4 separate regions of the Mus musculus genome follow, and all the other regions are linked to region 1. A link is a loop called in an ENCODE intact Hi-C map of the cell type or tissue named here. Cell type or tissue: heart. All regions are shown on one strand. Region 1 overlaps Adamts2 (a disintegrin-like and metallopeptidase (reprolysin type) with thrombospondin type 1 motif, 2). Region 2 has its middle 11 kb from the start of Gm46259. Region 3 overlaps Adamts2 (a disintegrin-like and metallopeptidase (reprolysin type) with thrombospondin type 1 motif, 2). Region 4 overlaps Adamts2 (a disintegrin-like and metallopeptidase (reprolysin type) with thrombospondin type 1 motif, 2).

What was found. Peaks named below come from ENCODE experiments on the same cell type or tissue, not always from the same donor. Only the 100,000 strongest peaks of a DNase experiment are listed, where the experiment ranks them.
Region 2: a loop joins it to region 1, with 8 times the contacts of the local background. A loop is called at or near these places in 11 of 42 quality-filtered maps.
Region 3: it touches region 1 in a loop (6-fold over the local background); 8 of 42 quality-filtered maps call a loop at or near these places.
Region 4: a loop joins it to region 1, with 4 times the contacts of the local background. A loop is called at or near these places in 5 of 42 quality-filtered maps.

The regions. Positions count from the first base shown.
Region 1 is chr11:50,765,464-50,773,463 of GRCm38, reverse strand. Adamts2 (a disintegrin-like and metallopeptidase (reprolysin type) with thrombospondin type 1 motif, 2) reads right to left here. Exons shown (of 22, transcript NM_175643.3): 6 at 91-247. Among named protein-coding and RNA genes, the nearest start is that of Zfp354c, 58 kb to the left of the region's middle. In heart, CTCF peaks have their summits at 3,566, 3,771 (motif pointing right) and 6,265 (motif pointing left); DNase peaks (open chromatin) are centred at 3,823 and 4,113; H3K4me3 peaks cover 459 bases; H3K27ac peaks cover 291 bases; H3K27me3 peaks cover 436 bases.
Region 2 is chr11:50,554,932-50,562,931 of GRCm38, reverse strand. No RefSeq gene overlaps it. Among named protein-coding and RNA genes, the nearest start is that of Gm46259, 11 kb to the right of the region's middle. In heart, a CTCF peak has its summit at 3,676 (motif pointing left); no DNase peak of the experiment used is centred here.
Region 3 is chr11:50,620,107-50,628,106 of GRCm38, reverse strand. The region is part of intron 2 of Adamts2 (a disintegrin-like and metallopeptidase (reprolysin type) with thrombospondin type 1 motif, 2); the gene reads right to left. Among named protein-coding and RNA genes, the nearest start is that of Adamts2, 22 kb to the right of the region's middle. In heart, a CTCF peak has its summit at 3,649 (motif pointing left); DNase peaks (open chromatin) are centred at 3,136, 3,654, 5,666 and 6,513; H3K4me3 peaks cover 636 bases; H3K27ac peaks cover 1,762 bases.
Region 4 is chr11:50,669,534-50,677,533 of GRCm38, reverse strand. All of the region lies in intron 3 of Adamts2 (a disintegrin-like and metallopeptidase (reprolysin type) with thrombospondin type 1 motif, 2), which reads right to left. Among named protein-coding and RNA genes, the nearest start is that of Gm39819, 24 kb to the left of the region's middle. In heart, CTCF peaks have their summits at 3,784 (motif pointing left), 5,521 and 7,948 (motif pointing right); DNase peaks (open chromatin) are centred at 2,943, 4,483, 7,353, 7,833 and 4 weaker places; H3K27ac peaks cover 628 bases; H3K27me3 peaks cover 439 bases.

The DNA of each region.
Region 1 (8,000 bases):
CCCAGGCACTTTCTAGACTAGGTTTCAGCTCTTGGGAGTTCCCTGCAGGCCCCAGTTCTCTCTCCCTGCATCTGTAGGCACAGGACTAACCTTGCATGCCCGAGGGCCCAAAATCCTGCCGTGTGAGAAAGATGGCATGGTCGTGGTACTCATCGTGGTCTGTGTCCGGCTTCTGCTGGAGGTAGGCCCATCGGCAGACATTCTCCAGACTCTGAGAGGGGTTTCCAATCTCAATGAGGCTCATGGACTGCAGTGGATGGAGAGAGACAGGCAGACAGACAGACAGACAGATTACTATCTGGCAGATTATCCAGGAGCCGAACAGTTTGTTGTGCTGACAGAACCAAGCCATTGGGGATCTGGTCCAGGGGCCTTGAAGCTCCCTGCTAAGTCACTCCCATGACATTTGCCTTCCATTCAGCCATATTCTTCTGAATTGAAGAGAAGGTTCCTTGTCACCCTTGCTTGCTACGAACCCCTGGTGGCAAGCCATCCTCCTACCGAGCCCATTCCTTGGTCAGAGGCAGGACCCTGTTTGCCCAAGACTGTTGGGCAGAGAGCTGACCCTCACCATGCTACCCAGGCTCTTCTCAGGCATGACAACTTGCTTCCTGTAATGACTGAAGAGACAACAAAGGAATGCATGTATGTTGAACACAGAGGAATGGTCTAGTAACCAACATAAGTCTAGCCTATGGATAGGTCAAGCTACCACATCTGGCCCGTAGGCTTGCCTTGTTTATGAGGCAGGCAATTCTGAGGTGGTCACTGTCACTTGCATCCAAAAGAATTCGGAGCAACACACTTCTTTTTGCGAGAACCATGATCACTCTAGGCAAGGGCAATGGCTGGCTGGTAAAAGATAGCAGTTAGCTGATTGTCATGGCCTCAATCAGCCTGGGAAAAGAATCCCAGCCAAGTCTTGGAAGAGACTGAAGAGTTCAGCCAGAAATATACAGTCAGGCATTGGGACCTGGAGAGGAATAGGACTGGGGGCAGGAGCCAGGTTGATGCAGGGTAAGAACAAATGGGTCAATACTATGCAGACAGAACCCCTCCCCCACCCGCAAGAGGTTCTGTGAAGAGGTTGAAAACTCAGGTATCTTTAGGGGTTGTGTCCACTGAACACTAACCCATGGCTGGCATTTAAATTCCAAGGCCCAGACTTTCCAGAGCTGACTTCTTGGATGGGTCTAATGTTAAATGTAAAGTGTACAAAGCTTGGTGGGTACAGTGTCAGACCAGCACAGCAAAAAAAAAAAAAAAAACAAAAAAAAAAAAACAAAAAAAAAACAAAAAAAAACCCACCTGGGTTCAATTCCCAAGCACCCCCCAAACCAATAGTACAAGTAAGCATTGAGGAAAACAGCTTTAACATACAACAAAACTCCATCCCACTCCCCAAATCAATCAACTAAGAACTTCTGAATAAAGGCAGTTCCTAAAGTGGACACCGCCCCTCCCCCCCACCTTGTAGACAGGGGCCAAAACCGCAGGTGGACGGAACACCCCCACTGCTTTGCAGAATGGTCCCTGCTGGTTCTCTCCTCCCCCCAAGACGCTGGGCTCCAGTCCTGAGACTCTCTTGGCAGACAAGGTGATTTCACTGCCACGGCAGGATAATTTATTGAAATATTGATCTGTGTTTTTGTTCTTGCTTTGTTTTCTTCTCTGCCTGTTCCAAGAAAGCAGGCTGCTACAGCGTTCCCCAGCCTCAAGGGGTTTGTGCTATGGGAACAGAGCTCAAGGGGTCTAGGTTCTGCTTCCTAGCTTTGGAATCCCAAGAAAGGTCTCTAGAGAGCAGGGAAGAGAGACAGACTTGGGGAACACTGCCCCAGATAGGAGCCGCACTACAGAGGAGGACTCCAGGAAGATAGAACTTCAGAAAACAGTATCCATGTGCTGTGCCCTTGTAAGCCTTGATATGCATGCAGGCACCCCAAGAATTAGAGCATTCAGGGTTCTCAAGTGACAAGATGTAGGTGGTGCATATATGGTCATCCCTTAATGTCTGCTGCGGGAGTGATTTTAGTACTCCAATGAAGACATCAGTAAAGGCTCAAGTCTCTTCTATTAAAGGATACAGCATTTGCTGCATCCCCACATCTCTTTCTGTATCCTTTACATAAACTCTAAATGACTTATACCATGTACCGCAGTGTAAGTGTGGAGCACATAGTTGCTATACTGATTGTTTAGGGAATAACAACAAGATAAAAGCCTGCATATGTTCAATACAGATGTCCTGCTTCCTCCTGATTATCCTCCATCTGTAGTTGGTGCAATTGGCAGAAGCCAAGCTGTGGGTGTGGAGAACCAACTGTATTTTCTCCCAACCTTTTCAAGGTCTGGCCTATCTCAAGCAGGCACTGAGGACCCAAGGGGAAGTGTTCTTTGTTCTTACTAGGTCTGGAACATTCTAGGGGGTCCCAGAGTGCCCTGTCCAAAGGATGGTCTGTGACAAGGCATCAATATTGTATCCAGGGCTAAGGACAGGGCACATATGCATTTTAGAAAGAGCAGATTCTTATGGGGGGGAGCAGTCAGGAAGGGGAAGTAAGTGTGGCTCACTGCACTGTTAAAGGGTCAACATCTGGTGGGCGACAGGAGATGTCAGGGCCAGGGGGTGTGGACATGGGCAGAGGATGTGTGGGGAGTGCCTCACGACTTAACAGGGAGGGTGTGCGATCTGGTCACGGTGCTGTGGCGAATCTATCTTGAAGATGGTCTTTTCTGTATAGTTTGTTCACCTGGTGAAATCTCCAGGGAGTGCCTGCTTCCTGATTCCAAGGAACAGGATCCACCACTAAATGTATATACAATTGGTCGCCTTCAGGCCAAGAGGCAACCTTGGGGCCCAAGCTAAGCCACCCAAGCTAAGCTAATAGAATCGAGGCTTAAAGGGCTGAAAAGCAGCTGATGTGCCTTAGAAGCACAAAGAAGTTTCTGTCTCTTTCCCCATGCCCTTTTCCCTCACCCTCCATACTTTCCACTTGGGACCCACAAGCTGTCTTTCCCCACATGACCTTAAAAGACTCCTCCCAAGGGTCTGGAGAGATGGATCAGTGCTCAAGAGTGCATACTGCTCTTGCAGAGGACCTGTAGCCCCAGCTCCAGCTCAGAGGACCTTCCCTACTCTCATGCACATAACCATGCCTACTGACCTCCACACATGCACACATTATTTAAACACCTTTTAAAGAGCTTAGCTTGAGGCAGAGATATCTAGGACAACTGAACATGTCTAGGCCCTTGGAGAGAGACCCAAGCTGGCTGTGGGCTCCCACAGGGCCATATCTAGATACACTGCTTGTTAGACAGGGTCGAGGCTGTCCCTGTGCTGTTCAATGAGCATTCATGATGATCACAAATGGGATGAATTAATGAATGAACAAAAATCAAATATACACACGCTGGAGAGTCACGCTGGGCCAGGGAGGGCCTAGAGGCTGCAGGAACATTCCTAGGAACTCATGGAAAAGCATCACCAGCAGGGACAAGCCCAAATGCTGATGGCAACAGCCAAATTCTTGGCTCTTTGAGAACAAGCCTCTGCATACGTCTCATTTAAAATTCAAAACTGCCTAGGACATAAGCACTGTCATTATCCTAATTCCCAGATAAGAAACTTCACCTCTTGCCATTAAAGTCGTTGACTCCAAATCCTGAGGTGGAGGTGGACGTCATACAAAGGTTAGGAGGAAGTTTGGCTGGAAGTAGGTCTACTTCTAGACAGAAGGCAAAGGAAGGGCGGGCTATGGAAATAACCACCAGGTGGCGCTGCTGCTACAAGAATGCAATGCCAAGATCCTGAGGGAGGTCGGCAGGCTAAGGAACACAGCTCCTCCAGGCTGGGCGGCAGATCTGACTTGCAGCCGGGCAATGGTAGCCCTCTAGACACCAGACAGATTCTGGGGTCTCACCCTAAACAAACCAATTAAGGCTTGTGCAGAGAGCTGTATTCCAACCGCTGCTCTCTTGACACTTGACTGTTTACTGTGGAATGCGCTGAATTATTTATGTTCTTCCCTCCTTCGGTCAAGGAGACAGAAAAAACGGGATCTGCTGTTTGGAGGCCAGTCTCCATGCCTGCCAACAGGAAGGCTCTGCAGGCTGGGCGCCACCACGTGGTGTCTGTGAGCACACACCCAATCCCAGGGCCACGGACAGGGAGCTGGAGGTGTGGGGTACAGGGTGCACTACTGTTCTTGGACACTTTCAGTCCCTTTCTGGGCTCCTCTGACCCAAAGTGTTTGGGTCCAACCTGAGTACCCAGCTTAGGGCTCAGGAACTTTGACCTGTGACTGTTTGGGCAGGACATCCAGTTTGCAATAGTTATTGTTAACACCCATCTGAGAATCTATAATCCCCTGGGAGATTTGAGCGTGCCTGTAAGGGATTGTATTGATTCTGTTAACTGAGGTGAGAAGACACACCCACCATGGTGGCGCCATTTGCTGACTGGAAGCCTGGGGAGGACAGAACTGAACAGAGCTAAGGATAGGTTGTTCTTTGGTTTGACGGATAATGTGACATGACCAGCTACCTCAAGCTCTTGCCACTGTGGCTTTTCCCTCCATAATGGACTGTAACCTGGAGCTATAAACGGATATAAACCCTTCCCTTAAGAAAGCAAGACACAGTCCATACCCACAAGTCTTTTTCCTTGTCTACTCTGGCAGTGACCATGTGGCCCACTCTAGTGCCAGTGGTTCAGGCTGCAAGGAGACCTGGCTTCAGCTGGTACCAAACCCATCCCAGAATGCCCTGGCCCTGGGAGACCTCAGGCTAGCCCACCAGGCAGGAATTAAGAAAGCACACACAGGGCTGAGATTCAGGCTGTGTAGAGCTCTCTTCTCAGCTTCAGTATTGCTGACCTTTGGGGCCAGTTAACTGTGTGTGTGTGTGTGTGTGTGTGTGTGTGTGTGTGTGTGTGTGTGTCCTGAGCATCTCCCAAATTATAACAGTGAAAGTGTCTCTAAACATCAACCCGAGTCCGTGAGTGTGGGCATAAAGTTGTAGAACCATCGGTTGGGAGCATTGGACATAGGGGGAATGGCACAGGGGAGCCAGGCTCAGCTCACCCAAGATCTGTGCTCTCTAGCCTGACAGAATGACAGCAACTGGCTCATCCTCTAGGGACAAAGTGGCTGTCATGTATGACTTTTGGTAGATCACTCACCCCGTGGAGCCACGTTTTCACTGTCATATGGAGATGGTGACAGTGACTATGGGTGCCCCCTTATCATCAGGGGATGCCTGTCAGTCCCATGACAGGATGCCTGAGACAGTGAGCTGAGCAAGGCTCTGAGGACACTATGACGCGTCCTCCCAGGCAACATCACCAAGACGGAGTGATTAAAACATACACGGCTTTGACGGTTATGTGACTGTACTCTCCTCCTTGGGGAGAAATACCGCTGGACCACAGGGCCTGGAATCCCCGAAGGAGGTATAAATAAAGTCATCTGACTCCCAGCGAAGGGAGCCTGAAAGCCAGGTGGGGGTGGGGGTGGGGGCTTCAGACAGTGAAGAGTCAGCAGTCCGTCTGATCTCCGTGACTGCAGTCATTCCTGTCAAGCACTGGGGTCCCTCAGACTTCCTCTTGCTCAGAAAACAAGATTCTGCCATGTTAAGTAAGTCATCCAAGGTCCCACACGTACCCCTGGGCTGGCATGAATGCCAGGACCAGGGCCCACCATCTCTGATGGCTTCAAAACAAGTTCTGCTCTATCTAGCCTGACTGCCTGCAGCCTCGGGGACTCCCCAAGGCTGGTGTCTTCTGTTCCCATCTGTGGCATGCAAGGTGATGTGGGTGGCTCAGAAGTCATGGTACAGGTGCCTTCTAGACCCGCCAGGGGAAAGCAGGCAAGAAGGTATACCCATCGAAGAAAACCAAGCTACTAGAACAGGATTCAGTGTTAAATAAGAACTCCTGACATGGTCTAAAAATTAGACTTTATATCTTGGAACCTAATTTCTAATACAATAGTATTAAGATGTGGAACCCTAGAAAGTTATCAGGTCAGTAGGACAAAGGTCCCTGAACTAGAGTGGCTCTCATATAGCTCTGAGACCTGTCCCATCCACCACTCATGAGCATGAAGCTACCTGTGAGGACTCCAGATCTCCTGACATTCAGACTTTGGACTTTCTGGCCTTCAGAACTATGAGCAATAAACTGTCATTTATTAAGTATCAACCTAAGGTAGACTCATTAGACCAGATCAAAAGGACAGAGGCGCCCTCCGGTGGTAGCGTCCAGCATTAGCACTGTCTCATCTATTCTAGACCTAATGGCTCTGGTGAGGAGGTGTGCCTAGGATGGCTGGCGACAGGTAATTATGCCAGGGGGTCTTTCCCAGACTAAAGTATAGACTGAGCTTGGCCCCTAGGGTCTTTGATTCAAGGCTATCTGAAAGAAGGCTCTCTCCCATCCATCCCAGGATCCTCTCTGCTCTTTCTACAGTGGGACACATGGCAAAACCACAACGGTGTTGGCCCAAGGCTTTAGCCTGCAGACTCCTTTCCTCCCAGCATGTCTCCGCCTTCTACTAATAGACCAGGAACGTCTGACCTTTCACCCAAATGCTGACAAATTTCAACAAGCAGAGCACACCCTGTCTCAAGCTAGCCTTCACAAGATACCTTATGTCCTCGGAATGTCCCCAAATCTCTCATCTCCATTTCCTTTGATTTCCATCATCCAAGGAAATATTTAAAATGAGAACACTCGAGTAGCTTTGGTTCCTTCTCAAAAAAAAAAAAAATCAATTGAAAAGCCAGTTGCTATGCAACCCACGAGTGCGGCTGATGCTCGGCTCCCTGGCTGGTGGCATATTGTATAAAATAAGATAATCTCTTTTCTTCTGCTTCATATATATATATATATATATATATATATATATATATATATATATATATATATATATATATATATAAAGAAATGGAGAAAAATGTTGTTTTAGGAAGAGCTTGAGATGACTCGGAGGCCTCCCGTGAGCTCGAGATAAACAGCATACCTCTCATGTAAGGTTGCCAATTTTGCCCCCACTGGAGCCTAATGGGACCTGGAGATGAGGCAGGGAGGGACTAGGGGGTGGGAGCTGATACAGTGACAACTAGGGATGCATAGTAGGAGCTATGGGTCTGTGCCACTTTTTGCCAAAGACTAAGTCATAGTTTTATAGGCCCTAGAGTGCACCCTGACTGTGGTAAGCACAGCTTAGGACTTCCTGGCTCCAGCCACCTTGGTTTTACAGGGCTTAAACTCTCTCAGAGATGAGGTCGCATTCCTTGTATTAGTCACCAGTCCCGTTTCTGTGACAAACTGCCTGACAAAGTCAACTTAAAGGACGAGGGGCCTCTCTTGGCTCTCAGTTCAAGGGCAGGAATAGGAGGTGGCTGGTCACATGACAGACACCCACCACCAGGAAGCTCGGTTGGCTTTCTCCCTGTTCTTCAACCCAGGACCCCAGCCTACATATGGTGCCGTCCACATTCAGGGTGGCTCTTCCAGCCACAGTTAACCAGAGACTTGTTTCCACAGTGAGTCCAGATCCTATCCCGCTGACAACCAAGCTTTACCATCACAGACCCAGTAGGAACCCAGAGGTAGCATGCTGAGTACCTTCCCAGAATTCACCTGTCCCATCCCCACAGCCCCATCTAGTCCCTCTCCCAACCCCCAGCTTTGCTTTCTCCATTACTGAGGCTATGTAGGGTGTGGAGGTGGCAGTAGACGCTGAGCCTCTCAGCCCTCAGATCTCTGCCTGGCCACTGTGCCCAAGGTCTGCCTCACCTCATTGTGTAGCTTCATGGTGCTGGCATCTTATCTGTCACTTGACAAGGAACAGCTGTACAGCTCTCGTTCCTGTACACCCCAGAATGTACTCAGGAGGCCAGGGCGCCTGAGCTCAGAGTACATCTTGTACAAACATGGCACTCTTTGGAGACCCTGACACAGAACCTCATCTCCGGAGCTATGCAAGGTAGTCTGT
Region 2 (8,000 bases), 210 kb after region 1:
CAAAGTGAAGCCATGCACAAGATGCTGTTTGACTGTCGGGCTTTCTTTTTACTAAGTTAAGTCTCGTTGGTTTTGGACACTTAGTCCTAGAGAATCCGAGCCTGCACCAAGCCCTTCCCTCTGTTCCCGGTCACTTTTCCCTCCATGTTTATGCAACTGGACACTTCCCGCCTGTGATCCCTTTTCATTTTGGTTGTGTCCCAGTTCGTTTATGAAGCCTCCTTCACTTTGCTGTTCTCTGGTTCCCTGCCGCATCCGTGTCAGGGCACATGCTCCGAGGACGGGGCAGCCTGAGTTCAAAGCCAGTAACAGCTTGCTCCACCATACCAGGCAAGGTCATTACCTCCCGCGGAGTTCAGAACTTCCTCCTTAAAGGGGACATACAGACCACCTCCAACCATAGTGGCTCAGTTAGGACTTTTTTTTTTTTTTACCTTTACGGTGGCACAAAAGCAATACACAGAAGAAACCATACTTTGCATTTTGAGTTTGGATCTTTTCCCAGGCTAGCAAGATGCAGTGTACTCCCCTAACGATACTGAAGAGCAGCAGAGAGCCGCAGCTCCTAGGCTGTGATCACATGAAGAAAAAACCTGGACTCTATTAGCAAATGTGCCTAGGCTGCAATCTGCAGGCCTCATGTGTCCCGGAGTAGGCTCTGAATGTTACCATAGCATTTGAAGATAACAGTGTCATGCTACCATGTCAAAGAGTTGGACAGTGCCTTAGAGGGGCCAGCAAATTATTTTTGAAGGAGTACATTTGACACTTTATTACACAGCAGGCTTCCTGTTTGGCATTTCTGCCTGAGTATAAGCTAATGTAAATGAATGAATGGTTTACAGCAAGCTACACTGTGGTTGTTCAGTGGACTGGGTATATGAAATGAATTTGGGTCTTAAGGATATTTTCAACTTATGATAGGTCTATTGAGAAATAAGCCCATCATAACTAACTATGGTAACACTCATTTAACTGAGAGCTCAAGACCCGGTTGGTCAGTAATTCCCCAGTCTGCAGGCAAACTCAAATGGGACTCTTCTTGACTGGCTACGTAGTTGTAAAACTTTGCAGTACTGGGGCTTGAACTCAGAACCTCATGCCTGCCAGACCGGCCTTCTACCACTGAGTTCCATCCCCAGCCTTCGTGTCTTGAGCTTTTGGAAGTGAATTGTCTAAGCAGGGAATGTGCTGGGCCATCTCTTTGAGTCCACATCTGTCCTGATTCCAGCTGTTACACACCTGGCCCCTCTAGGCATTGGAACTTGCATGCCCCATTTATGCATAGGTAAAGATTCTTCCTGCCCCAACCACTCACTCAGCGATCTACCCCGGGATCCCCTTGGTCAGAGGCTGTCTCTTCTGCTCAGAATCCCTATGTGGGATTCAGAGATGAATCAGAGGGAAGACCTGGGCTGTGTGAATCAGCATTCTTCTCTTTGAGTTTTCCCCTTAGTAACTCAGCAAGGCACAGCCTGCGGGAGAACCTTCTGTCTGGCTTCAGACAACCACACCAGAGTGAGCCCCTGCCTGGCGGTGGTGAATCCCATGTGGTTAACCCCAGCAGAGTGCAGATCAGCCCCCACACTTTATTTATGGGCATGACAGATGACAGAGGGGCTTTTTCTCCCCCCTGAGTCTCATCTGTTCCTCAACCCTTCATGTTTGGAAAGTAGTCCCTAACTCGAATGTGGGCGATGCAAACAAGAAAGATTAGACTTACGTGAGAAAAATCAAACTATCTACTAACTGTACCTGTCCACTGTATAAGAGACAGAGATGGGGCAGTGGACTTCCACGCTGAGACCAACAGCAGGGAAGGCTAAGAGTCAATGGCAACTGTCACCATTGCACAAGTGGCTGGGGGACAGGCAAGGTGTGCTGACAGGTGCAGTGTTTCAGAGCAGGAGAGATACCTTGTCACTTCTGTCTTTTGAATTTTTTTGTTTTTGTCTTAAGTTTTTTTGTTTTGTTTGTTTGTTTGTTGAGACAGATTTTTCTCTGTGTAACCCTGGCTGTCCTGGAACTCACTCTGTAGACCAGGCTGGCCTCGAACTCAGAGATCTTCTTGCCTCTGTCTCCCAAGTGCTGGGATTAAAGGCGTGCGCCGCCACCACCGCTCAGCTTGTTTCTAACTTTTGAAGAGTTGTTGTATTTTTATTTATCTGGGAGGGGGGTGTGTATCTGTGTGGGACTGGAGCCACAGACAGTTGTGAGCCACCATGTGGGTGCTGGGAATGAAACACAGTCCTCTGAAAGAGCTGCCGGTGCTCTTAACTGCTGAGCCGTCCTTCCAGTCCCCATGAGATTCATTTGTCAATGAAATAGCATGGGAAAGGGTTGTTTTATTTGTTTTTTGTTTGTTTGTTTGTTTGTTTGTTTGTTTGTTTCTTACATTGTTGCCTGTGTTAGTCAGCTTTGCATAATGGTTAACAAAATTCCTAACCCATGCTACTTAAAAAGTAAAAAGTAATCTAATATGGCTTTACCATTCCAACTTCGGTACGTTTGGGACTCCAGTGAGGCTAGCACACCACGGACGGGGGTATGGATTGGAGTGGATGCTCATGTCTCAAGCCAGAAAGGGGAATTTCCCACAGTCCCCCTTATGGGTTACATTTCCAAAGACCCAAAGACCCAGCCTCTTAAATAACCACAGCATCTCCCGGTACTGCCCCCTGGGGAGGGTGGGGCAGGGATGGGCAGGGATGGGCAGGGCAGGAGTCTCGGGTAGGAAGTATTATATTGGATTTGTCTAATGAAAGCCAGGATGGTGTGTTTAACATCAAACTTGTCTTTCTGCTCTGTGGTTCTAAAGCAGTCACAATACATAAAGCGAGTGTTGCGAGCATTAGACAATAGCCAGACAGGGAGAGAAGGACGCCCGTCAGAAAAGACCCATGTGTGCCCCCTGGTTCTTGACCATGCACAAACTTCCGGACCACAGCACAAAGGAAGAGTCCAGCACACCTCACTGAGGGAACCCAGATGCTAAGTCAAGAAAGGCAGAGAAAAGGTCTGGGCCTGCAAAAGCACCTCAGACTTAGAGATTTGGGCAGCATGGAAGAGCATATTGTGCGGACAGGAATGGCAGTGCTCAGGCTGAGAAATGAACTGTATGGCGGATAGTAAATAAGGAACAATTAATACGTGAGCAAAAGTCAAAGTGAAATACTACATGTCACACAAAGCTGAGAAACATCAAGGGCCTGACAAACAGACTGGAAGCAGAGATCGCGCATGCGTGCGCACCGCGCTCCCTCCCCTTCAACTCTGCTGGAGTGGGGGGGGGGTCTCTCTTATTTTCGATATTGCCCTGTGGACATCAGGATAGTTAATCCATGATTCACTAGATGATTCACAGGCCTCTCCCTTTCCATTCTTGCTGTAGTCGTGCTGGGGTTACACATACCTGCCACTGGGTCTCACTTTTCACCTGTGTTGTAGGATCCCAGCTCGGGTCCTCAGGCTAAAGAACTTAGCCCTTTTACCTATTGAGCTATCGTCGAGTACAAAAGATCTCTTTGAAACATTAATCTAGAGACTATGTCCCAGAAACATAGTTCTCAGCTTGGGGGGTGTGGGCGTGGAAAGGGTCATCTCCCTCAGAGGACATTTAGCAATCCCTAGAGACATTTTGACTGTGTCCATGGAGCATATTACTGCCATCTAGTGGTTAGAGACTATAGATGCAGCCAAGTACCCTACAGTGCACTTGACAGACTGCATGGATGCAGCCCCAGTACCCAGTGCATCAATACTGTCAGGGTGGACAAATCCCACCCAAAGCCAGAGCTACTCTAGATCTCTGTGGCAGCTGGTAGCCAGCCTCTCCGTGCCCTAGTGGCTCTCTTCTTGATCACACTCTTATACAATCCCCCATACGCTCAAATCCCCATATAGCCCCCATAAAGAAGCTCCAACCAGGGAAAGAGAGGAACCTGGACTAGAGCCCACCAAGGCCATCCAGTAAGTGTGAGAGTGAACTTGCAGGAGTCGTCTGCAACCTCAGCCATACATGAGCATTATGAGATTGCAGCCCCCTGTGACAACTTGCCTGAAGTATTCCGAGAGACCCTGAACCAGAAAACTGCTGATTTAAGTTTTGAGGACCACATTCTGGGTCCTCAAAAGTAATACAACAATGAATTCTTGTTATTGTTTTAAGGTGTTGGTTTGGGGAGGGTGATTTGTTACACAGCAATGGATAGCTGATACAAACCTGCTCTGGAAAAGCCTAAATCTAAGCCTTGATAGGGTGAAGAAGATACAACAGCAAATTTACTGCGTGCTAGAATTAAATTCTTTAAAGGAAGAAAACATGATTCAGTGTTTTAAAATGTATAATCTACAATGGCTAGCACACAGTAAAAGAAAAAAAAGTTACAGACATGAACCCAGGTGTGGTGGTGTGTTTCTTTAATCCTAGCACTGGGGAGGCAAAGGTAGGTGGGTCTCCCAGTTGAAGGTCAACCTGGTCTACATACAGAGTTCTAGGACAGCCAGGGATAAATAGAGAGATCCTATCTCAAAAAATTAATAAATAAATAAAATATATAAAATTACTAGACAGTCAAACAAAATTTTAAAAAAACAGTGTATACTCATTTTAAAAAATGCAGTCGATAGGGACTCTGAGCTGATCCAGATGTTAGAAACAACAGACAAGAACTTTTAAAGCATGTTAGAAATGTGTTGAAGGACGTAAAGAAAAATATTATCTTAATAAGTGAACAGATGGGAAATTCCAGGAGAGAAACAGGAATAAAGGGAAAACAATAAACAGAAGCACTGTAAATGAAAGGAAAGCTTACCAGGTTGGCTTCAAAACACATCTGAGATGTCAGAAGAAAGGAACAATGAAGTGGAGAAGAATTTCTACTCTAAAGAACAGAGGTAAAAATCAGCCCTAAAACATGAAAAGAACCCATGGCCTGCAAGAACCCACGAGACCGTCCAAGTGTCCATCCAAGTGTCCAACCAGGTGATGGGAAGAAAAAAAAAAATCCCCCAAGGAATGACTGTTACTGGAGAGGGGCTGATGAGATGGCTCAGTGAACTAAGGGGCTTGCTGCCAACCTGGGTAACCTGAGTCTGATCCCTGAAACCCACATGCTAAAAGAAGAGAACAGACTTCTGTGAGTTAACCTGACCTCCACATGCACATTGTGGTATGGGCAGGTGATTGCATGCATGCCCATACATACATACATACATGTAATAAAAAATTTAAAGAGATAGTAATTTAGAATTCCCCAAGTATAATTTTTAAAAAAGTTAACTAGAGTTTCAAAAAAAATAAAAAATAAAATAAAATAAACCCTCAAAAGGCTACACATAGTAGAACATACAAGTGAGCACCTTAAAGTCACACTATTATAGAATTATAGAACAGTGAACTATAAAGACATGGTGATGAAATGACAGGGGCTGCCATAGGGCGAAGACATAATACAGCAGAGATGACGGGAAAAGGAAAGGGGGGACACTCGGGGTGGGAAAGGTTAAGCAGGGAGAGAGCTGGGTGTTGAGAAGGCAAGGGCACAGGGTTAGGATTAACCCAGAGGAAGGAAGTGTGAAGGTCACACAGGAACCTACACTCTTACAACCCAAGGGAGGCTACAGTAGAGCTGAATGGTCCACACCGGATCATGCTGCTTCCAGCAGCAGTGAGAGTTACCAAACAACATCCTCCGACCTGGTGTGGGATACATGTGCAGGAGTTGGTCAGGGAAGCCAACCTGCTAAGCATTTCTCTCATTTACAGAACTTCCTGTCAGTCCTCTGGGTTGCACAACAGACCTAGAGGGTAAGGCCCTATTTCTGAAGACAGTTTACATTCTGAAAGCAAGCTAGAACTAAGCTGGAAACATCCTCCCTGCTGCCTGGCTTTCAAAGGGCTGTGTAGGCTAATGGGGGAGAAAAAGCATCAGTGGTCTTATGGGAATCCATCTCTCTGGCAAATGTGTCCACCAGTGCAACAGTGGCATGACTGTGGTCGACGACACCAACCATCTTCGATTGGATCTGAGGCCTGCACCATGGGAAGACACTCATTCTTAGTCCGGTAAGCAACCCATGCCCAGGGGGCATTATAAGCCCAAGAAGGGGACTTGTTACTGTTGTTTACCTAAATTGGCATAGCATCAAAGTTGCCTTATACATTTCTGTGTTTAAACTCACAGACAAAAACTGCTCCCAACCTTAGTCAGAGAGGCCTCTCTTTGTGGTGAATGGTGGTGAATTCAGAGAGGTGTGGCTTCCTGAGATGCTGATAAGTTATTGATGAGGGCTCAACCCTAATAAAACATCTAGACCACACCTCAAAGGCTCAGGAAACATTGCTGCAAGGGGGTAGGAAGTATGTAAGAGCAGCACACAGCCTGAAAGCCTGCACAATAACCAGTGCGGTCATGGATTCTCAGTACTCAAAGTTACCTGCACTGGGCCTTCACAAGACTGGCCTTGTCGACAATCAATGATGGAAGGGAGAGGGCATCACAGGCATCCTCCTGCTGAGTTATTGGCTGGTGATATTTTTTAGAAGATGAGGAACTGTATATCCACTGCTGGTCACACTAAGGCCCCAGTGGACAGGACCACACCCATACAGATGATCTTACCTTAACTCAGTGGGTCACAAAACAAAATAAATAGACATGAATGTAAGAAAGAGGTTTGTAGGGAAGGGAGATAGACAGGAGTGGTATGCAGACAAGAAAGGGAGGGAGGGAGGGCAGTAAGTGTGTGTTATGTATCTATAAAATGGTTTTTTAAACTAATTTTAAAAATGTAATAATAATAATTAATAATAAAAGTATGAAAGAAGACGTGACATGAAATGATAATAGGAAAACCGATGTGATTTTATTGAAATGAGACTGAAGAGTATTTTTGAGGTTAAAGAAAGAGATTTCATAAAAACAAGAGGGATAACTCAAAAGGAACCATAAAATCTTAACTCTACCGAATAACTAAGCTTTGAGATTCATAAAACAAGTAACTAAAATAGAGAAATAGACAACTCTTTATTCACAACTAGCAGGGGTTAACATCTCCCTAATAGCAAGGTTTGGAACTAGGAGATAAAGACAAACTGGTAAAGGCTGGAGATGTGCTCTGCTGTTAAGAGCACTTGCTGTTGTTGAGGACCCAGCAACCATGAGAGGCTCACAGCTGTCTGTCGCTCCAGTTCCAGGGGATTCAACTACCTCTTCTGACCTCCACAAGCTTGTTCTAATTGACAATTTTGGGACATCTTACTACACAGTTCCAAAATACACATTGATTTTTGGGTGCAAATGAAATGCTCACCAACATAAACAATACTCTGGGTTATAAAGTAAGTCGTAGTACATTTCAAAAGATTAAAGTCCTAAGAGTCAGCTTCCTGACCACAAGAGAATTAAGTCAGAAATCATAGCAAGGTATTAAGAAGTTCCTCCAGATACTTGGAAAAATAAACAGCATACTTTTAAATAGCTTGGCAGGAATGTTGGAGATGAAGTTCCATGGAACAGGGCTTGCCTAGCGTGTGTGCAGTCCTGGGCTCTAGCACTGTCAGACATCAAAAACATAAGGAGGAGGAGGAAGAGAGGGAGGGAGGGGGAGAGGGAGGGAGGGAGGGAAGAGTCACTAGAGATAGCTGAAAATAGTGGAAACAAAATAATTAAAATTTATGGAACTCACTTAAAGTAACGCCCACAGAAATTTATAGCTCTAAATGTTCATAAGAGTTAAAGAGAAAGCAAATATTAAACTAAGTTAATCGTTGTAATGTCTGTATTAGCCATCAAAAAAAAAAGAAGAAGAAGAAGAAGAAGAAGAAGAAGAAGAAGAAGAAGAAGAAGAAGAAGAAGAAGAAGAAGAAGAAGAAGAAGAAGAAGAAGAAGCAAGGAGAAAAATAGTGACAAGACCAATTGAATGGGATATAAAAAACAACCAAATGGCCCAGTTTCAGTCACTGCTCTATTCTATTGCTATGAAGAGACACCATGACC
Region 3 (8,000 bases), 150 kb after region 1:
CACCCAATAGAATAGAATCCCCACCCCCTGGCACTGCCTGCCTGCGGCCCTCTTTTCATCCACATACCACACATCTCAAAATACTAGACTGACTTGCCCATGCACAGGAGTCACCAGGCCTGGCTCCCCACTACTCTCCCTGTGGCTCTAGCAGCCACACACATTTATTTCTCACCTGCCATGCTTCTAGCCTTCCCAGATGAAAATAAGTCCTGGCCTCTACCTCCTGAGGCCTTGGTGGCCCCAGGACATTTTCCACATCTTGCTTCCCAGCCTAAGGGCTCTCGGGTAGCAAGTATTCAGGCACCCTCCCCATTCCTGACCCTCTTCACACCTGACTCTTCCCATCCCTCACCCTTCCCACCCCTGATCATCCCCACTCCCGACTCTGCTTCTAGAGCCAGCCAACTCCCATAAGAGCCAGCCAATCACCTCCTGACCCCGCCCAGCCTTGGAATGGGGAGGGCTGCTAAAGAAAGGTTTTCCTGCCCCCACCTACCCCTGCTCCTCTCTCCATCCTCCCTCTCAGGCCACCCAGTTGCTGATCCCTGCCCTAGCCTCCTCCTCAGTAGCCTTGAACCCAGCCCTCCTCTGAGGCCTCAGGAACCACCTCTCACACTTCTCTGTCACAGGGAGGAAAGAGCCATAACTCTGCCCAGGCCCACCAGAATGGCTCAAAGCCATTACAGCAGACACAAATCAGTTGTTATGATTTGAATATATACTCCCAACCTGCAGCTGAGGCTGAGATCATGTGTCCATGGTGCTGGGGGTGGGACTAGGGACAGGGTCAGGAGCACAGGTTAGGATCCACTTTTCACAGTCAGGGGAAGCAGCAAAAACCCTCTCGGACGCAGCCATCTCATCTTGGATTTCTTGGGTCTCCAGAACTGAGAGACTAAATAAGACTAAATAAACCTTTTTTTTTTTTTTTTTTTTTTTTTTTTTTGGTAAATCACTCAGTCTCCTGTGTTTTGTTACAATAACACAAAACAGATTAAGACATTAATGCCTTACATCCAGGAACTATTGCTGGTGTTGTTGGAAAAGCTGTTTCCTCTGAGGGCATAACTGTGAGACTGTGGAGTGACTGACTGGCTCCACCATTGCTTTCTCACTCACTGTGGAAGCCTGAGAAGAAAATCAGCACAGGACACCAAGCAGAGAGCCTAAGAAAGTGAAAAAGAAGAGACTGAGCATGGACTTGAACTCTAGGTCCTGCCGTGCCTGGAAGCAGAAATCTCTGAGCTCTCTTTTCTTTTATTCTTTTAAAAAACGATTTTATTTTTATTCTTAACTAAGTGCGTGCACACATGAATGAAGGCACCCAAAGAGGCAAGGAGAAGGAGTCAGATCCGTGACGGCTAGGTGATTGTGCTTCATCAGACATGGGTGCTGCTGGGAAGTGAACTCATGTCTCCTACAAAAGCAGTAAATCAGTGCTCTTAACTGCTAAGCCATCTCTCTAGTCCTCTTCCTCCTCCTCCTCCTCCTCATCATCATCCTCATCTAATTCTTCTTCCAAATGTTCTTCTTCTTCTTCTTCTTCTTCTTCTTCTTCTTCTTCTTCTTCTTCTTCTTCTTCTTCTTCTTCTTCTTCTTCTCCTTCTCCTTCTCCTTCTCCTTCTCCTTCTCCTTCTCCTTCTCCTTCTCCTTCTCCTTCTCCTTCTTCTTCTTCATCTCCATTCCTCCTCCTTCTCTTCCTCCTCCTCCTCTTCCTCTTCCTCTTCCTCCTCCTTCTTCTCCTCCTTCTATTAACCAACCAATTCATTTTTGGTTAAGCAAACTTTTCACAGGGATTTCTGGCATTTGGGGAATAACCCCTAGAAAGCATATTTTTTCTCTTTTATAGCATCAAACTCATTTTCTCCTGAGGTCTTGTCTTTGGTCTAAACTTAAACTACCTAAAATCTCTTTTGCAATGGGGCCAAGTTTACACACAAATACATACAAGAGCACACATTCATACCACAAGCATAGATGTGCACTACCCTTCCAAGGAGTGCACATTTCCTCCAATCTGACCTCTCCCTCTGCAGCAGCATGGGGTCACGGTGTGCCCTCTCGTTCTCTTCCTTGTCTCTTTCAGGACCTTCCCTTATCAGTCTAGAGACACCATCTCCTATCAGCTCCTAACCTGGAGTCTTCAAAGCCCCTTCTTTGCTGAGGAACTCCCATGCACCCTGCCATCCTGATTCACTGACTGCCCGCACTCAGTCTCGCTCACTGGACAACACAGAACCTGGCTTCTTCTCTTGTAAGGCTGCATTGCTTTGTGTGTTGCCGTGGTTCTTGGCACTTCCCATCTAACACCCACAGCCCTTCACCAAGCATGCTCCTGGCTGTAGCCCCTGCACTCATCTAGCATCACTTGCCACAGAGCTGCTTGGGAGGGGCCCTAGCCACACACTGACTCCAAGCTTCCATCCTCTTTCTCCTTCACCCCTACCTATGACTTCCATCTCACCCTTGGGCCCAGGAATTTGCAGAAGCTGGGGACCCTGACCTCTGCACATATCCCAAGCTGATTATGCTGGTATGAGAACATTGGATGTTATATGATTGATTGATTGATTGATTGATAGATAGCAAAAACAATCTCGAAGAAACTGTACAGCATGACACTTTTCTATAAGAGTATTTGCACACGCAAAATGTGTGAGCTAGGGGCTAAAATGTAGGGGAAAGAATTTCAATTTGCTCCTTTTGTTCTATGTATGCATTTTATTTTCCATAAAGACATTTATGACATTTCATGATTTAAGAAAGGCAGGACACTGTAAGACATTGTAAAGCCACCCCAGGACAAATATACTGGGGTCCCAGGATGTGCAGAGATCCAGCATGGGGTGGGGTAGGGAGGGGGGCTGGTTGACATCCACCTATACCTTCTTTGCATTAGTCCTGAGCAGAAACCTCCGGTTCAGAGAGGTGATGGAATCTGCCCAAGGTCACACAGGAGTCCTGATCCAATTTTCCCTCCACTACCCAGGATCATGGAGCAGGCTGTGAGCCACCTCCTCCATTCAGTGAGAAACCTAAGGCAATGCCGGGTGCTCCCGCAGACCCTGAAATAGAGCCGCATTGCCACATAAGACACCCAGGAGACATGAGGAGGCTGGGAGCCAATTCCAGAACAGCTAAGGCTCCGCCAGCATCAGGGAAGCCTCTGACTGCCTCTGAAATCCAAGAAGCAGGACAGGAGGGGAGAACACCAGACAAAGACCTTGGCAGCTCCTGCACAGGGGGAGGGGGACAGGCCAGCGGGGAAGCAGCCCAAGGATAGCTGAGGAGAGCTCAAAGGCAGTGAGGCTGCTGTTCCTGGGCTGGGACTCCTTCTGGGGGAGGGGGGCAGAAGAGTGATCAGGGATGCTAAGAGAAGCTTGTATCTTATTTAAAGGTTGGGACCCAACCCCTGCTACAGGGGTCCCCAAGGAGAGGTGCCCAACAAACAATCTTCTCAGCCTAGATGTTCAGAGTCCCATGCCTACCTAGAGCCAGAGACTGGGATCTGAGACCAGAGACTTCTGGGCAGGACATATCTCGGGGTGTTGGGTATACCTTTGTGAAGCTGGGATACCTCACCAGCACCATGGCTGCCAGGGGCTGCTCAGGAAGTGAAAGAAGCCTGGTGCCCTCCAGAGGCAAGCACAGGCCAGCGGTGGCAGAGAACTGGGTCTGTGTCTGACTAAAATCCATCAGCTCCTCCTTCCTGCCCCCTGCTAACAGGCCTTTGGCTGCCTTCCCTCCTAAGTAGCTGTGAAGGGAAATGGCCTGGCAGAAAGAAAGAGTGTGTGTGTGTGGGGGGGGGGGGTTCTAGCTGTGGAGGGAGCTCAGGCACCCTACTTTCCCCAAGTAAGAACTTGGAAAAGAAAGGCTGGCTGGGGGCAGTCATCACCACAATGGCCCATGCCTTTACCTGAACACTGAGTCTGACCATAGGACACAGCACCCATTAAGGTCTGGTTCAGGAAGCTTCCTGGAGAACTCTTAACCAAATGGGGAGAAGAGGCTGGAGCCAGGCAGCCCCAGCAGTGAGCAGCACCTGTGCCCAGCGCAGCCCCAACCACAGCTGTGCATCTCTGCCTCCCGCCACCTGTTAAAGATGCAACCTACTTGCGTTTCCACTCAGCACAACTTAAAAGCCAGCATGCAACTTAAAAGCCAGCCAGGCTTGTGCTCAGTGACAGGACACATTGTAAGAAATGTATCTTTCAGACTTCCCCTCCACACACCTGGAGGCTCTGCACTTGATGCACTGGTGCATAGAAACATGGGCCTAGGATGGCTCCATTGACAGTGATTGCCTTGCAATCGTGAGGACCTGAGTTCAATCCCAAAAAACCCACGTGAAAAAAGTTAGTGGTGACCGGCTTCACTGTAATCTCAGCATTTTAATGGCAGAGATGGTTGGGTCCTGAGGTCTCAGTGTCTACTAGAAATGGGCAAGAGAAAGAGTAGAAAGAGTCAGCTCTTTCTCTACCCACACGTGGGCAGAGCTTGAAAAAAATGGCACACGCATGCCCCCCCACACACACACACACATACACATTAAAAAGACAGAAGATGCACAAGGCTGTAAGTCCATGGAGTAGGGGCCCAGTTATGTAGCCTCAGCCCACAAACTATGCACCATACAGAACTATGTTCTCTGCCTGTGGGCGGGGATGGGAGAAAGAGAGGAAGAGCACTGAAGGGAAGGGAGGGAAAGTCCTGGATACCCGCAAGGAGGATCTGTACACACACATGCACGCGCGCGCGCGCACACACACACACACACACACACACACACACACACACACACGAGACACCCTCCTCAGAGCCTCCTTGCCTCAGCTCCCTGAGGTTCAGACAGCAAACCCCACCCGAAACAGTCATGTGGCCTATTTGACCAACCAAAGCTCTGCTCCCTGCCTCAGCCACAGTGTTGATGCTCAAACCTCTACCGATGACCCAAACTGAACCCATGGAACCAGCTTTAGAGTCTACAGTACAATCTGATGGAAAAGGCCAGCCTCTGTGTGCTCTGGTGGTGCCAAGTGGCACAGGTGAGCTGTCGAGGCAGGCCACACAGGGGAGAAGGCAAAGTAATACAAGATGGAGGCTTTTGGCCCGAGCTGATTTACACTAGGTTTTCTGTGGCTTGTTGTCACACGAATCTGAGCCTGGGGACAGCTTTTGGTGAGGAACAGGCTGCAGAGGTGTAAAGGAAAGAATGGAAGCAACTCCTCTTCCAGTTCCACCCCTAAAGTAGATATTAAAGGATGGCTTGTGTCCATGGAAGGGAGAGAGACATGACAATGGTCGTCTCCATCCCTGGCCAGGGACTCCCAACAGCTCACCCGCCACAAAGGCCACTCCTGCAATTCTGCAAAGGACCAATCCACACTGAGGAGTCTGTCCGGCCAGCCACTCCTCTCTCCTTTCAAGATTGAAATCGTTTCCACATCTTGACTAATTGTGTTCAGGTGGCGAGGACTGGTGTGTGGCGCCTGCATCTGTGTGCATGTCCACCCCCCAGCCCTGGCGCCTGCCCCAGGAATGCTCCTTGGCGCGGAGGGATGGAGGACCCCGGCCTCTTCCCGTGTCCTGGGGGCCCTGGGTGATGTCAGCCGTCCTTGGCGTCTTCTAGTAAACATCTGCTCTCCTTACTCTGACCCAGGAATTCCATTTCGGAAGAGTCATGGCCTCATCTGGCAGTGAGTCCCAGGCTGATTATGGTCTGGTCCCTCCCCCAGCCCTGCCTCCTCAATCCACACTCAGCCCAAGCCCCGCCCATAAAGCCCTCCAAAGAGATTAATATCCTCACTGCAGTCTGTGTGCTTCCAGCCACTTTCACACTTTGTTCCCTCTCCTAGCGCCGCAAGGAAAATATTACCTTGCAGTGACAAAGGCTGTTGGTACTGAGTGGTAGCTGTGGTCCTTACCTCACTGAATCTTCATTTGCAACTCACCACAGCACTTTGCGTTCAACTTTTACCTTTCATGGATGACAAACAGCCACGTCCACCAGTGAGGGAAGGAGGCAGATTCAAGCCTATGTATTGCTGCAGACCCAAGGCTGACTTCAGTGCACAGTGGCGAGCGGGAGCTGACAGTCCATAAACTGATATCTTGGGCAGGAAGGAGGAAGGGGAGAGTGGGAAACCATAGCTCTAAAAGGTACACGGCCCCTATCTCAATGAAAGAGAAACCCCTCGGGTGCTTAGCCGGGGACTCAGGGAATGAGTGTAGAAGTGGTCGGTGCGATTATAAGGAAGAATGGAGACTGCAGTGCCAGGAGCCCCTGGGCCCTTCTGGAGAACTCCATCTCTGCTCACTTCCATCCCGCGGACACAAGCCCAGATTCTCCCAGATTCTCAAGACATTAGAAATCCAAGACTTCACAAGCCACTCATCAAATGCTGAGATGGCCAAACAAAACTCACTGGCGGGTAGACACAGCACAGAGCACCAATCCGTTCCAAACAAGCTCTGCCAGGAATGATGGGAGCGCTAGAGTTCAGAAAATTATTCCATTGGTGTGAGGCAAGGCAGGGACTCCACCAGGGCTTCCTAGGTCTACACTCCTCCCAAGGTGTCAGGACACACCACTGCCTCTGTCAGGCTCTTCCCAAGAGAGCCTCACCAAACCCACAGGAAAGTGGCAACAGGATGCAGGGCCCAGATGGCAACTCCCTTACATGTCCGGCTGGATACTCTGAGGCCGTGGCAAAGGGTTTTGTGCAAAATGGCTGTCAATCCTTTTACACTCCGATGTAATAAGACAAGAAATGAATCAACATTAAAAAGGAAGGGACCAAAATATTGTGATTTGCAAGTGACGGCATACTTAGCCCCCTCAAAAAAAATAAAAAAAACACCCCCAACTCCTAAAGGAAAACAACACAGAGAACTTCCTGAAAATATCCAGAAGTGAAATAAATGCAGTTACTTGCAGATCTAGGAATGCAAACATGGGAATCGGCCAAGGAAGGGATTTATTTTAAAGGGATTTTTTTTTCTTTTTATGATTCTCTGTTTCATGTTTGTGTTTTTACAATAAGAGAGGACTGTTTGGCTGAAAGACAGGGGAAGGGAAAACTCTCTGGATGCAGGCAATGGAAAGAAAAGTGCATTTCGGGGGGGCTCATCGTAAGGACAGCAATTATGGGGGTCTTGGAGTTGTCACCAACTGAGCATTTAGCTGCAGTTCCACAGTGCACCCAACCTTTGTACTAAGAGGTCACTTTGAGTTCTGCTCATTTGGAATGAAGATGTCCAAGTGGAGACTGTCACTAACCTGGAACAAGCAGGTCCCACATGTTTAAAGGATCCCATGTGAATTTTGAATTCAAAGTGTTCTTAAATATCTATAATACGCTGCTATAAGACACAATGGGAAGGATCCTTATGCAGCACTAATAAAACTCTAGAAGTCTTTCCCATAAACCCACTGGGAGGCAGTGAGAGATATATTTGAGTCAATTTTCTTATTTCCCTTAGAGAACTAAACATCATGAAGACATCACCTGCTTGTTAGCAGAAATTCGCTAAGGCCCCATTGCATGCTGGGTACAACCCTAGCACCCCAAATCAAGGTCTACTCAGTTTATTGTGTAAGGTCATGAGAAAATAAACTGAAAATCCATTTGGAGACCAGGCAAAACCAACCAAAACAGCATCTAAGCCCTGATGGTGACATTTGCCCTTTCAGGCATTTGAACACATCTTTAAGCAACGATAATTACAAAGCCCAGAACTAGTGTGTAAAAGAAGATTGAGAGCAGAAACAGACCGATTGCCTCCTAGAACCCAGTGGGTGATGGAGTATCCATGCCAAGTCGTCGGTCAGTGAGTGGTACTGAGATAACAACGTTGGCAAATCAGGAAAATAAAATAACTGCCTAAGGCCAGCCCAAATACGTTAAGAGAGATGAAAAACTCCATTTGAATGAAAGGGTTATGCATTTCAATATATTAAATGGAAGTGTAGGTATGGCGGCCCATGCCTGTCATTC
Region 4 (8,000 bases), 96 kb after region 1:
CAGATCCTAGTCCAGTTTTTGAAAACTTGGCCTGCCCTGCAAGCCCTCGCCTTACCAGGCCATCTTCCAGGTGTGTGCTCTTCCGTCAAGAAGTCACTCTGGCTGGTCTCCTCCCACCAGCTTGGGACACATTTTCTGATGTCTATGAAACCTCTCTATCACTGTGACAAAACACTTGAGGCAGTAGACATCACAGAAAGAAAGGTTTATTGTAGCTCACGGTTTCAGGAACTTCTGCCCGTACGTAGTCATTGGGCCTGTGGCTTTTGGCCTGTGATGACGCAGGACATTACAGTAGAAGTTTGTGACCCAGATTGTTCGCTTCATGGTGAGCAAGCAAAAGAAAGGAGGACCAAGAGGCTAGGTCCCAGTGTACTTTCCAAAAGAACACAGTCATTGATCAATTTTCCCCTACCAGTCCCCACCTCTTAAAGGATCTGCCACCCAGAAACAGTGTTACATGTACTGCAGTGTTACCCGAGCACTTCTAGACCAGGAGCAGGCTGAGCCCGGGACTCTGGTGGAGGTGTTTTGATGCTAGAGTGTAGCCTGACTTTGCTTAATGTTCATCCTCTGTGTGTGAAAGCTGGAATAGAAGACAGCATGCTGCAGTCTGCAAACCTGGGCAAGTCCTCCCTCGGTGAACTGCATTTGGAGTTAGGGGTGGTGACAGCTAAGCAGGAGGCCCAGGGCCAGGACAAGTGTTGCAAGCTGAAGGAACCATAGGGGCTAGAGCCCTGGGGCTCATGTGATCTCTGAGCTTCAAGACCTAGAATAAGTAGAGAAGCCAGATGAGGGGTCTGACCCTGTTTCCTATCTTCACCCTTTCCTGGCTCCATGATGCTCGAGCTTGAGATTGAGAGAGACAGGGTGAAAAATAAAGAAAATAAAAATAAAGCCCAAGAGGGGGAGGAGAGAAGCAGACATCAGCACCTCCACCTAAGTGCATGGCCTTTCCCCAGCTCAGAGCTCCTTTGGAGCCAAGTGCATAGTGCTGGTTGGGATTCATTTCAAAGAGAAATGGGTCAAGGAAAATTGGAAATTTTTATAGAAAACACTTCAGGCTTGGGGCTGCCTGAAGTGCCTGCTGTCCTGCGGAGAATCTGGGGAGGAATCGGGGCCTGTGGTCAGAGGTCTCCGGCTGCTCTGGGTGAGTCGCGTTCAGGTCTGGAGCCCCAGTCCTGTTTCTCAGCTGTGTCTACCTGTATTCTTCTGTCTTTGCCATCATGGTGGCTGACTTCAGGGCTGGTGTTGGACTCTCTGAGTCTCTCCTAAAGACACTTGTCCAGGAGCAGGCCATAGATGGCTTGCTGCCTACACCTCTGTAACACACAAAGCCCATCCACTTTACTTCAGAGAGAAGGTCTCACTGAGCTGGAAGCTTGTCAATTCACCTAGTCTATCACCAGCTTGCCTCAGGGATTCCTTATCTCCACCTCTGAGACACTTGCTTACAGGCCCGGTGACAGGTCCTCTTTGTGTTTTATATGGGTGCTGGGCTCTGGACTCCATTCCTCACACTTGTGGGGCATATATTTTATCAACCCAGCCATCTCCCGAGCCCTCCAAGATATGGTCTGAGTAGACCCAAAAAATTCTGTCCCCGGCACAAATGTTATTTGCATGCAGACTTATCCCCAGAGACATCACATCTCTTCCAGCAATTGCAATTGCTGTATTGGAGACCTGCAGAGAGCAGACCTGGTGAGCCAAAGGCCAGCATAACCACCAGACACGGCTAGCCTTATTAATTAAACTCCAGGCACACCTGTGAGGCGAAAGGCACTTCATTTCTGAGCTGTGTGCTGTCTGGAAACCAGCATGGTCACTGTGTACCGCCAGAAAAGCTCTTTGGGGGACATTTGCAACCCAAATCCAGGGCACATAAGGCAAAGCATCGATTCATTGTGTCTGGAGAAGAGACAGCAATAGAGAAGAGACAGTGAGGGCTGAGGGAACCTGAGGTTCCAAGACAACAACATCCCTAGAATCCTAACGCTGTAGCAAGACAGGGGCTCTGGACAAAGACATAAGGACGATTTCGACTCACCCCAACAGCTCAATGCTATACCTACTTAGAGATGGAGAAACTGAGTCACAGAGCAGTTGGACACCTTACCCAAGGCCCTATAATGAACCAGTCACTCAGCCAGACAGGACCTACCCATTTACACTCTCCCCTGCACCAAATTAGCTCTCACACGATGCCGATGTCGTGCCCTCCACTAAACTGCCCCCATGCTTGCTGGGGAGCAGCTGTAAAAGCAAGACAGCTCCTTCAAAAGACGCCAGTCATTTTCAAGAACTGCCTCTTGCATCTGAGTTGGGGCTACAGCCAAGCCAACACTGAGATTGTCATCCTCTAAATGACATTGGTCATCTATCCAAGAACCAAAGCAACAATCCAAGACTTCCCCAGGTCACTGTCTCCTGGTGGTCCTTAACCCTGAATCAGAACTCACTGATTCATAGAAGAAATGAGAAATGGGGTGTGGGTCCTGAGGCACAGATAAATTGAAACTGAAGGCAGAAGAGAGCAACCAAGCACACAGGACTGTCAGCACCAGTCAGGCAGGGTGCTAGGCATAGACTGCTATGAAGACTGACTCTCCCCCCACCCCACCCCCATCATATCTCTATTGAGAGATGAGGTGAGGCCTGAGCTGCCCCGTGCATGGCTATTGCCTTTATAGCCTCAGAAGAACTTACAGGGCAGCACTCCCACACCACAGACCCCAACCCAGGAGGCCAGCCAGACTAGGGGACTGGGCCCTGCCAACTCTGCTGACGTTCTGTCCCTAGACAACTCAGGGCCCCAGGGAATGTACAGCCTCGGGTTCTCCCAGAGCCAGTTCCCACCCACCCTTCCCAGCGTGAAGCCACGTCACCACCCTGGCATCTCCCAAAGTTTTCCCAAGGGCCCAGCCCTCGGGACAGGCACACTGCTGCCTCTGCCAAGGGTGTGCTCAGCTCTGAAATACGCCTTCCGGCGCCCAGGCCAGATGCCTCAGGTTTCACAATCAGTGCTTTCCTTGGGTCCCCAGGCTGCAGGAATGGGGTTGGGGACTGAGAGGGCACTGAGTACCAGATTCAGTGCTGTAAGCTGACCAACCGACACAACAGGGCATGGAAGAAAAGGGGTTACCACACAAAAGAGCCAGACCCCAGGGCTCTGGCAAGAAGTTCAAGAAATTCATTCAGACACAAAGGGTCCCGGTATGGATATATGAACCAAGGCCAGATCTCAGATTCAGTCCTAAGTCCAGCTCCAGCCAGAGCCCTCTCTTCACCTTCCTCTGCGACCCCAGGGTTCAACACTTAGATATGTGGCTTGAATCATTGGCCCCAGGGTGTCCACAATTTATTCCCCAGAATCCACCATTGTTACCACAGGAGATTAGATTGAGCACCTTGGGATGGGGAGGCTGTCCAAAATTATGTTAGAAGGCCCTAAAAGTCATCACAAATGCTTTCATAATGGTGAGAAAGAGGGAGACTTGTCTCCAGCAGAAGAGGAGGAAGTAATCTATGTGGTCACAGAGATCAGTATGATGTAGCCACAAGCCAAGGGAGGCCGGCAGCCACCAGGCAGATGGTGGAAGAGGCTGGAAAAGGCTCTCACAGACCCATCTTCTAATTCTGGACATCCCCCCCCCCCCCCCGCAGGGCTCTCGGAGATTATGCCATGCTGTTTAAGCCACTGAGTTTGTGATGTTATTGCAATTGCCTCAAAAGACTGAGTGTGGTCTGAACATCTATGTGCAGGGCCAAATGGCGCCCTCATCTGGTTGTCAGCAAGTCTGCACCCCCTCCCCACTGTACCTCCTCTCTGGTCTCTCAAATCTCCTTCCACGCTCCCCACGACCCAGACCTCACCTGTGCTGAGTCCCCTACCTAGACCTCACATGTATATGGAACTGAGTCTTGGTGAACTCCCTGCCTGGGAGTCCCTACACCTCCCTTCCCATCCAGAGGCTTATCCATACAGCCTTTACTCTATTCCCCTAACACCTCACTTCTACCCCACCCCTATGGCACCCCACCTCCAACCTCAAGCACACTGCAGCCTGAGCAGGCTTGCCAACATGCAGGATGCTCAGTCAGGTCCCCAGAGACCTTTTATGGCTGTCCCCTGCATACAGGACATTGTCTAGATCCTAGGTGAGCTGTAGCCATCACCTGCTCCCCCCCCCCTGCAAGCACCTGGGCATCAGCTCTGCCTCACCCGCACCCCAACCCCATCCCCACCCCCACTTCACCCTGCATGGCTCCCTGCAGCCTGGAAAACTCCGACCTGAACTCAAGGGAAGGTAACCCGATGACATCTAGTCAGGAGGGATTGGCTTCCCTGTCTAGGGGGAGGGCTGGCTGTGGGCCAGTCACTCGGCCACGTGGAGAAGCCAGTTGGTGCCTGTGCCTCATCCTCTCTCTCCAGGCCTGCCTTGGCAGCAGCAGGGCAAAGCAGCTCCCGTGGTGTGGAGTCACTTCTGCCCATCAGGGAGGACACCCAAGCCTGACAGCAGCGGGCAGAAGCTTGGCACCCGCTGCTTCTGGAGAGGAGGTGGCAGCCAAGGTCACTGGCACAGGACTGTCTGACTTCTTTCAGCCCTGGGGCAGTGTGTACAGCTTGGCTTGAGGGCACAGCAACCCAGAAGGAAGCAGGTCCCCAGGGCGGGAACCACCTGCCTCGTTTCCATTCTGAGGTATAGCCAGGGGTACCCCAGGGAAGCAGCCTAGTGGGGAAGACTGACACCGCTTCAGCCTCTGCATCTCAGAAGCCACGGCCAATGGGAGGGGCCTGTTTTATTTGGTCCATACTGTGCTTTTTTTTTCCCCCGAAATTTGAAGCCACATTTTAAAATGCCTAAGAATTCTCATAAAAAATGATCATCTGAATTCTCTTGGTGCTAATACATTCAACTGCTCCAGATCCATGAGGCTACCTATGAGACAGAGCAAGGTCAAGAGAAGTAAGGGGGAACCCCTGCTTCAAATAGGGTCTCTGGTTCCACCCTATGCCAGAGGCAAGGCGGGTACCATATGCCACACACTGCTACATCCATACTGCTGCTTTCATCTTTACAGAGATGTCTTGTTGTCTGTGTTTATAGTAGAAGGAGAGAAAGGAGATTGGGGGGTGTAGCTCAGGGGTAGGATGCTTGCATATCATGTATGAGGACCTGAGTTTAATCCACAGCACTGGGAGAGAATGGGGGAAAGGGATGAGAGCCAGGCCAAGGGTGGATGCTGTTTGCTGCTGTCTCATTGAAGGCCTCTGAATGTGTAGCTCTGGTCTTGATAGTGGGACACTGTGCAGACAGCTCTGTGTGTATGAAAGGGAGGTGGGGATATCGAGACTATGACACAGGGATCTTCACAGAATCCCAAGTGGAGACACAGCCTTCGGTGCCAACAGCAAGGCCAGCTGTTCTGTGTAAGTGGCCTCATCTGTCTGGCCTTCCCAGGTGCTGGGTGACATCTGCCTGAGGCAGGACCAGGTTGCTGCTGTGCATGGGTGCTCCACTGGAGTGCTGTCGTATACTGCTTCTCCGGCTCAGATTTCACTTTCTGCATGTAGCTGAAAGGGAGTTACTGAAGAGATGGAGTCCTGACTCCTGTGACCTGTCGCTGACACTTTCCAAGACAGAACAGTGCTTGGCAGATGTGATTAGATCAAGGACGTTGACGTAGGGGAGGTATACCTGGGTCACCCAGAGAAACTCAAATGGAATCAACCTTCCAAGAGGGAGAGGAGACGTAGGGAGAGTAGACATGTACACAGATAGAGAAGTGAATTCTGGCGACCTCTGAAGTGATGTGCCCTCAAGCCAAGGGCCTGAAGGGTCAACCAACACATTCTCTCCTACTATCTCCAGAGGCAGTGTGACCCAGCCCACATCTCCATTTCAGCTCAGTGACAGTGACCTCTGGTCTCCAAAAGTATGACATAATGTGTGTGTCTATCCAGCTAGGGCTCCACAGCTGTCTTAGGCTTAAGGGTGAGTTATGTGCCAAGATCACCCAGTTCCAAGCGCAGAGTGGGTCTTCTGGCCCAGTCAGGGCTTCAGCTGTTGTCCCCACTAGTGCTGCCTCCATAGTCAAAAACTTCAAAGACAACAGGTAGAAGCTGGGACAAGGTTCAAGGATGGACCCAGAACTCGAGTTTTTGTGACAGATAAGTTTTGCCTTCTCTGGGGTCTTGATTTTCATTGTCCTATCAATACTCATTAGGATGTCTTGAACCCATATGATGAGGTTGCCTTGGGGTAGACTCATAGCAGCCTGAGTTCTCACTGGGAGAGTATGGGCTTATAGCTCAGGACTGAGGCCTAGGGTTTAATTTTGGACAGTTTAATCTCTTCCAATGACCAGACCGCTATCTACTCCACCCTCTAGTCCAGCTTCACTGTAGCCTGGGCAGTTGGCCTTCTCCAGCCTGCATCAATCAGGTTCTCACCAGATCCCCTGCTTTGGTTTCATGCATCACTCTTTGGCTTCCTGCCTGAAGATGTAATCTCTTACTTCAGCATTCAATCCTGCCTCAGCCCACCAAGGATTCTCCAGAGACCTAACCAATAGGATCACCTGTCTTGACTTTCAGCCTCCAAAAGTGCCAGGTAAGTAAAACCCTTTTTTCTTTATAAAGTTACCCTGGCTCATGTATTTTATTATAATAACCAAAACATAATCTGGACTAATTAAGTCCCCTCGTGTCTGAGTCTACTGTGTGTCACTACAACAAAACACATGAGGTAGGAACTGAAGACTAGTTGGTCCCTGACATTCGCTGGCATTGTGTTAGCATCTTCATGCAAATCCCCTTGGATGGATTACAACAGTGGAGAGGCAGAAAGGCTGTGTGAAAGAGATGAAGCATGTGTGGTGAGCTCAGTTTATAAAAATCTGCACTGACAAGAATGAATTCAGTCCTGTGAGCCCCAACCAACGCCATGAGTCCCCCGATGAGAGCAAAGAGACTCCACAAGCTAGCCCCGCCTCCTAACAGGGGTGGGGGGAGTACCCAAGCTTCCAGCGGCTTTCAAGACACCACATAGCCTCTCCTATACATACACAAGCAAAGCCTTTGTAGTGAGCTCCTAGGTCCTGAGCCCATTAAGCTGTGCTGACTTGCTATACCCAGCCATGGGACACAGATTTTATAAGTCCCGCAACTGCCGCTCTGTGCTTTGTCAGGGCTCAAGCCGATGGAAAGCTGAACTGCCTGAGGTCACTCCGGGCCTTTGGCCCAGCTCTGGCCTAAACTGTCTGGACCCCCTCCAGTCAGTGAGTCGACCTTAGCCATTGGCCATTTGGGAACCATCAGACACATTCAGGGGAGACAGGGTCTCGTCATGCTGACACTGGATAGGAAGTCACAGAAGGGAGGCTTAGCCCACAGAGTATAGTTCTGTGATCTGAGGCTACGACCCAAGGCTCCCACCTACACTCACACAAAGCTTGCAGCCTTGCCTTCAGCCTTGGACAGAGGCTCTTCTCCTCCTCTGATGACTGATGGCCAAGCCCCACCCACCCCACCTTCCAGCCCAGCTTCATCCTGACCTGGGTAGTTGGCCGTATCCAGCACCATCTGGGGTCAGTAGTTTCTGGGCTGATTCTGAGTTTGAAATTCCTCTCCTGTGTTCTCAGTTCCAAGTTCTCATTAGGGATGTGTGTATAGGATCGGGAGGCAGAGGGATGACTCAATAGAAGATGCCAAAATGCTAAGCACAGTCCAAAAATCAAAACCAAGCCAGCTAGACCATTGGGGGAAGGGCTCTAGGGCAGGCAGATAAGCCTAATATGGAATCTGGGATTGGAGACACAGCCAAGGGCACCCAGCCAGCTCCACAGTGCCAGCTCCAACTCACCCTGCCTGAGCCCAGGAGTAGGGAGAATAAGGCCAGAACCATCCAGACTCTTCCAGTAGAGGCCAGCCTTACTGGAAGTGATATCAAGGCCAAAGTGGCCGGCCTTGAGCTCTCTGAGAGACAGACTTTTCT